Regions from separate parts of the Homo sapiens genome. Here region 1 is linked to region 2. Evidence: chromatin contacts called from ENCODE Hi-C or POLR2A ChIA-PET data. All regions are on one chromosome and are shown on one strand. The core of a region is the stretch at or near the end of the contact, and the rest is flanking DNA. Distances in the headings are between cores, read along the strand shown.

Region 1 (3,461 bases), core at 126-2,625, 42 kb after region 2:
AATAAAAAGATCTTACACTAAAAAATGCCAGGAACCTTTGTGCTACCAAAAAGTTTACTTCAGGACTAACCCTTGCAGGGGCCTAGATATTTCAGGGTCTTCCCTTTTCCCCCAAATATTTGCTACCTGTTTTCCAAGCCCTTCCTTCCAGTGAAATAAAGCTGTTTCTTGGCACCTTTAGGGACAAATGGCTGATTGGCTTTACACTTTAACAAATGAATTCACACTGACATATAAACAGCCAATCAGCAAAAATGCAGATATGTAGTTTGTTTTTTCTGTCTCAGTATATTTGATACTTTCCAGTTTTGATAAGGAGGAGAGAGTTGGAAAGAAAATGAGGCCCAAGGGAAGATAAAGTTTTCTTCAGCTTGATTTTTTGAGAGGGTTGGTCTGGGATGGCCCTGTTTATCTTTGTGCACTTTGAGATATGCTTGTCCTGTGTGACCAGCCCGCACAGCTGGGGAAGTGGTAAGGAGTGAAGAAGTGTTGCTTTCCCAGCCTCCTCTCCACTGGGAAAAGAAAGAGAGAGGCAAATGGGGTGACGACGATACATCAAACCACTTTTTGCCCGTGTCTTCCTGGGCCAAGAAGAAATACTTCAAAAGCACAGTGTGAAAAAAAAAAAAAAAAAACCCTCCCAAAGGGATAGGATTATGTATTTCCCCAAATAATTCCCTCCCAGAGGTTTTGCCTTCAGGCTTCTCACTGAAGACCTACAGGCAGGAAGGGCTGTATGTATTATTTTATGATTATTTTTTAGAGACAGGGTTTCACTCCGTTGCCCAGGCTGGGGTGCAGTGGTATGATCATAGCTCACTGCAACCTCCAACTCCTGGGCTCAAGCAATCTTCCTGCCTCAGCCTCCTGGGTAGGTGGGGGACTACAGGTTTAAGCCACCATGCCCTGCTAATTTTTAAATTCTTTGTATAGATGGGTTGTTGCCCATCTGTGTTGCCCAAGCTGGTCTTGAACTCCTGGCCTCAAACAATCCTCCTGCCTTGGCCTCCCAAAATGTTGGGATTACAAGCATGAGCCACTGCTCCCAGCCACTATGTGCATTCTTAAAGGACTGCCTTCCATACGAAACATCTTTAGTTCGCAACAAAGCTCTGCGGCATTCAACAGTGGATGAGAGACACCTACAGCCCCCGACTCTGAGGTGTATTCCAAAGTGTGAAAATGTACTCAGTGACTTGACTTACACATTAAGCTGGCCGAGGCCACTAACATAATACATGGCTTCTTTTAACCTCCAGTCTCAGAGGGCTTAATGAGAAATAGTCTGTCAAATTTCAGGATTTCAAGCCACTGCTCTTGTTTCTAAGAAGGACACACACTGTGTTGTGCAATTAGAGAAAACCAGGCTGAGCTTTCGTCATGCGAGATGTAATGCCTTGAAGCCAAATGATGCAGTATTTTTAGTTGTAATTACTGGCTTGTTCTCCAATCCACTCCTTGCCCAACGACCTCCCTTGCTTCTCCCAAGAATCTTAATACAGTTTCTTCCCCTCAAAAATCCAACTGTGGCTACATAGATCTTCACTACTCGCCCAACCCTCTGACTCTTCAGTAAAATAAAGGGAGGAGAAAGAAATCAAAACCAACGAACCTATTTTACATATCTTCCCCTCCAGGGAAAAGATCTTAGCAATTTTCTAAAGGCTAGAGTGAGGTAGGAGGTGTCAAAAGCACCCTTACCTCCCCCAAACAGGCAGTTTTCGACTTCAAAAAACAGTTGTGGTAAAAATATCTCCCAAGAACAGCCAGCTGTTTATTTATAAATCTGTGCGTAGGGAAGCTTTATTTTTCTGAAGTGTTTTCAAGAACATGCATAGTGTTTGGGTGAGAGGGGCCAGCCTTGCTGGCGGCGAACCAAAGAGCAGGGAATCACAAAAGACGGCCGGCGGCGAGCAGGCTGGGGTGACGGGGACCCCGTGGATAACGGGCTTGAGGACGCCCAGGGCTTCAGCCTTTTCCAGGCGTCCCTCGCCGGGGCAACGCAGAGCAGCTGCCGTTCTTCCCGCGCCCCAGCAGATGGTGGTGTCAGCCCGGCCTCGTGCCCGGCCGCCGCTGCGCCCGCGCCCCCTCCCCTCGCAGATGGCTTAATCAGGGCTCCCGCCCGCCCCTCCGCGGCCCCCGCCCCGCGCGTCTGGGCGAGCGCTGCGAACGTGGAGCCAGGCAGTCAAGTGTTACTGCGTACAGCAGGTAGCCTGGCAACTGAGAGCACAATACCGAGCAGATGGTGTTCGCACGGCGTGATGGACATCACACACGACAGCCTGAGACAATCCAGGAATTCCCTGGTGACTCGAGGCCCTCTTTGCACAAAATGAGTTCTCTCTCCATTGCCGTGTATCTCTGGGGTTATCTGCCCCCCTCCTCCGACTGACACTGAACTGGTTTCTCATTACCGACTTTTCTTCCAGCCGGAGGGGAGGAAGAATTCAAGTGGGGGAGGGCGCGGGAAGGGGACGTGGAGGGAAACGGAAGGGCTGGGAGTGGGGTAGGGGGGCAGTGGCGACCTCCGGGGGGGGAGGGTGGCGGACACCAGACCCCAGGGCCGACAGCCCGGGAGGGACCGGGTTCCAGGACCCCAGCTGCACAAAGCCGGCCCGGGGAGGGGGCGATAAGGAGCGAGCCTCGGGTCGGCCCGGCACCGCTGCTTCGGCTCAGAGTCCTTGCAATCGCTTGGCCTACGAACAACCTAAATGAAATTTAGGGTTTTATTGAAAAAGTCCCCTGGGGCCTAATTTAGCCTCTCGACTCCAGCCTATATGCTTACAAGTCCTCAGGGGACTCCGGCTAGGAAGTCAGGAGTGGGGCCCGTGCGTCCCCGGCAGGACCTAGACTGCCTCTCGGCGCAGGCGGCCCTAACAAAGAAGCCCACGAGGCGGTCCCGGGCGCGGGCAGGGGCGGTGCGGCGGCGCTCGGGAGACCCGCGAGGGGCCCTGGAGGTCCTCGGCCCGCGCGCGCCGCTCGGGAGCCCGCGAGGCTGCGGTGTGCTCCAGCGGGCGCATTTCCCAGGCCCCGCCACATCGTGTGTGTTAGTGGCTGGGAAGGACACGAGGACAGAGATGAGGATTGTTCGTGGCAGGAAAGAGTAAAAATAAATCAATGCATAAACAAAAAGGATGCCCCAGAAAACCTGTGCTTTTCAGACACACACACACATACACACACACTCACTCACTCACTCACTCTGAATTGGGTCAAGTAAAAAAAAATTTTTTTTAAAGGAAGGAATCTTTAGCCCAACTGGGATTTCGACGAAATTGTATATATCAAAAGATAGCTACATCCAACCTCTCACCAGAATCCAGAGGCTTTCTCCTGCAAAGATACTATTGAAAGTTTTATTAGTAAGTTTGAGAAGGCGAAAGTATGTATCAGAGGTGAAAGCTAACATGACAATTGCTTGGCCAAAGAGCGCAGCAGTTTTATGTTATTGAGCAGCACAG
Region 2 (3,429 bases), core at 852-3,351:
TTTATGATGTTTGTTTTATAATGAATATGATATTCTTTTCCAGTTGAATGTATTAGCTGTGCTAATGGATAAATCCCAGATTCTCCATGGTTTAACACAGTGGAAGTTCATGTCTTGCTCAAGTCTGGTCCTATGTGGGAGCTCCTGGGTGTGGGCCTCCTCTGCTGCAGGAGGATGTGTGCATATTTTTATGGGGCTGTGCAACTGTTAGAGCTATGCAATCAGAAAAGTTTGGAGACTAGTGTTGAAGGAACTGCCACATTTGGAGCTGCCAGGCCACAGTTTGATTCTTTTTCCCACCCCCAAATAACATAAACTTTGTAGTATACTTATTGACTGAGACAAGGCCCAAATAGCACTTAGTTTGGGCCATCCTTACTGCTCCTGGTTACCAGATCCAGGTGGGAATGTGCAGTAGTCCTGAGCCCCCAGGGCCCAGGCTCCATGGTACTGGGATGAACAACAAGGGGTCTCAGCAGCTTTAACTACTCAATCTCCACAGTGCCCACCAGACTCTTTCCAGTTCTTCTGGGTCTTACCCAGTTTTAGCACTTAAAGCTCCATGTCCCCCTAAATTCCTCAGTCCCAGGCAAACCAAGATAGCGTTCATGGGAAGCTTCAATATCAAAGGAGCAGGGGATTGTTCAAAGAGGGCTCTCGCCAGGGAATGAGTATACACAGCCTGTTTTCCCATGGACAGCCTGTTTTTCCAGTATGGACATGCAGAGAGGAGACAGTGGTCATAATCAACTCTACCCCCTGTTCTCACAGGAAGGGAAGATTGACAGCTACTGCAGGCTGTTTGCTGTTCCATTTGGGAAATTTTCCTGAGGATCCCCTGTAATAAGAGGATAGAATATATCTGCCTTCATGACTTAAAAGAGGCTATAAATTATTTTCATGTCAATGAAACTGTAATTAGCCACTGACAGGATTGTCAAGAAGTAATTTTCAGAGTTTGGTCCCCTTGAGTTAAACATGCCTGCTGACAGCTTACTGAGGACGTGTTATTGTGGGACACCATCCAGGCCTGGAGGGACCCAGAATCAGGCAGAAGGACATGGTCACATGGTGGAGGGGCTGGAGGAGGTGACAATTAGCAGGTAGAATGGGATTCCAGGTATTTCAAGGCCAAACCAATACTTGGTGCTTTCACCAGGCAGGCAGCAGGGAAGACTGTCAGCAACAAACAGGGCACCCCACTGGCAGTCAGATGATGATGATGATGATGATGATGATGATGATTATTATTATTATTATTTGAGACGGAATCTCACTCTGTCACCCAGGCTGGAGTGCAGTGGCGTGATCTCGGCTCACTGCAAGCTCCGCCTCCTGGGCTCACACCATTCTCCTGCCTTAGTCTCCCGAGTAACTGGGACTACAGGCACCCGCCACCACGCCCGGCTAATTTTTTATATTTTTTAAGTAGAGACGGGGTTTCACCGTGTTAGCCAGGACGGTCTCGATCTCCTGACCTCGTGATTTGCCCACCTCGGCCTCCCAAAGTGCTGGGATTACAGGCATGAGCCACTGCGCCCAGCAATTATTTTCAATCTCTGAGAGATGATAGCAAGAAATGGGCAAAGTCTCATTTCCAAGGGACTAAGGCTTGAGGCAGGTCAGCAAAAGAGGGACCAGGGTGAAAGTACAATGAGCACAGCTGGGACGTGAGGTTGGGGTGAGCTCAGCAGTGACCAGCCACTTGTAGGGGACAAAGGGCCTATTTCTTGAGAAAGAAAGGTACAGAGATATGGTGCTGAGCTGCTCCAGTACTCCAGGTGTTGCCATCCTGTGAGCACAAACGCAGCTGCAATCACATCCTTGCCTAAATCTCAGTGGCTTCCAGCCACCTGCTGCTCACCCAGGATCCCAGCACCCCGGTTCCCCATCTTCCCAATTCCTTCTGGGAATACAGGGGATGTGCCCAGGGACACAGCTCCTGCTGGCAAGCAGCTGAAGCAAGGGGCTATGCCACTGTCCTGCTCCCCAGTCCTCTGTGAGTACAATACCCTCCCCAGGTTCTGGAGTGCCTTCCACCACCACCAGGAGCTGCTCTGGGTCTGTGGCAGAGGGAGATTAAGGGTGTGACTCTCCCCGACTTTGTCTCTTCTGTCATCTGAGGCATGGCACCACTTGTATCTGGAATCTCACCAAGTTTTTCATGAGGACGATCCGTCAGCATCTGTTCTGGTCTCTGGTTTCCCATTAGGTGTGAAACTAGTTCCCTAGCTTGTGAGGGCAGCAGGGGAACTCCAAAACATCCCCTCTATTTTTATTTCCTTTCTCCTTGCTCAAAGGCCTTCTTCCTCTTTCAGATAAGAGACACAAAAGCACACATGCCTATCAATTTATGTGGACAGACACCCAAAGGGCTTCTGCCCTCTGCAGTGCAGTTTGGACTTAGGACATTCTTACACAATATTATCTCTTTGTCCCCAGATGCCAAGCCAAGGCCACTAGAAAAACCTCTAAATAATTAGACTTTTATGAAGGCTAACCTGGGCTATTTTTGAAGGTGCTTTTAAAACAATCTTATCACACCTAATTTTGAATAAAGATATGTTGTGGAAAAACTTGATGCTTACATTTGGAATAATTTAAGGTGTATTACAAAACAATAAATGATGGGACAATTGTGTTATGTTTCCAAAAAAGTTCATATAAAATTTCAGTGAGTGGGCTGGGCGCGGTGGCTCACGCCTGTAATCCCAGCACTTTGGGAGGCCGAGGTGGGCGGATCACGAGGTCAGGAGATCGAGACCACGATGAAACCCCGTCTCTACTAAAAATACAAAAAATTAGCCGGGCGCGGTGGCAGGTGCCTGTAGTCCCAGCTACTCGGGAGGCTGGGGCAGGAGAATGGCGTGAACCCAGGAGGCGGAGCTTGTAGTGAGCCGAGATCGTGCCACTGCACTCCAGCCTGGGCGACAGAGCAAGACTACGTCTCAAAAAAAAAAAAAAAAAAAAGAAATTTTCAGTGAGTGTGGAAGGACTAGAGCCTTCCTCTGCTACTACTACATTTTACCTCGTGGGAAACAGGCCTATGGATTTAGCCAAGGAAAAAGAAACGTGGGAATGCTGTTTATTCCTTGCATAGCCGTAATATAAAGTATGAATTTTATCAAGTATCTTTTCACTCAACCTATCATAGCCACTCAAAAAGATGTTAATGGAAAGACAACCATCAGAAGCAAAATCATGCCAAGAACGAGAAGCAGCAGGAGGAAAAACTTTGGTTACTTCTGTGAGTTCTAGAAAGTTGTAGTTACGGTTTGCAAGAGTATCAGTGTTAGGCTTTAGACAAGACATTCCTTGGGTCACCAGTGGCCTTTTGGGTGGTAATGGCCACAGTCCAAAAAGGAAGAAGAAAGCAATTTTGCATTCATATTATCCATTTCCAATTTTTTAGGGGACTGATGGTCACTC

Evidence for each region. Hi-C counts contacts between places; a loop is a spot of excess contacts on that map. ChIA-PET counts read pairs that join two places held with the same protein, here RNA polymerase II (POLR2A).
Region 1: a map of Caco-2 shows a loop between it and region 2 (4-fold over the local background). The contact joins two enhancer-like sites. A Hi-C loop is called at or near these places in 1 of 168 maps with a recorded cell type or tissue (Caco-2). POLR2A ChIA-PET finds 5 or more read pairs at or near these places in 5 of 52 experiments (AG04449, HEK293, HepG2 and 2 more).

What each region holds. Positions count from the first base shown.
Region 1 is chr4:139,732,941-139,736,401 of GRCh38, forward strand. All of the region lies in intron 2 of MAML3 (mastermind like transcriptional coactivator 3), which reads right to left. It also overlaps a transcript of MGST2 not described here. Among named protein-coding and RNA genes, the nearest start is that of MGST2, 69 kb to the left of the region's middle. RefSeq lists a silencer at 2,028-2,147. Within about 2 kb of position 1,376, at least 28 of the 41 ENCODE cell types and tissues checked have a DNase peak (open chromatin) inside an H3K27ac peak, as active enhancers do.
Region 2 is chr4:139,690,455-139,693,883 of GRCh38, forward strand. The region is part of intron 2 of MGST2 (microsomal glutathione S-transferase 2); the gene reads left to right. Among named protein-coding and RNA genes, the nearest start is that of MGST2, 26 kb to the left of the region's middle. RefSeq lists an enhancer at 2,148-2,197. Within about 2 kb of position 2,102, at least 5 of the 41 ENCODE cell types and tissues checked have a DNase peak (open chromatin) inside an H3K27ac peak, as active enhancers do.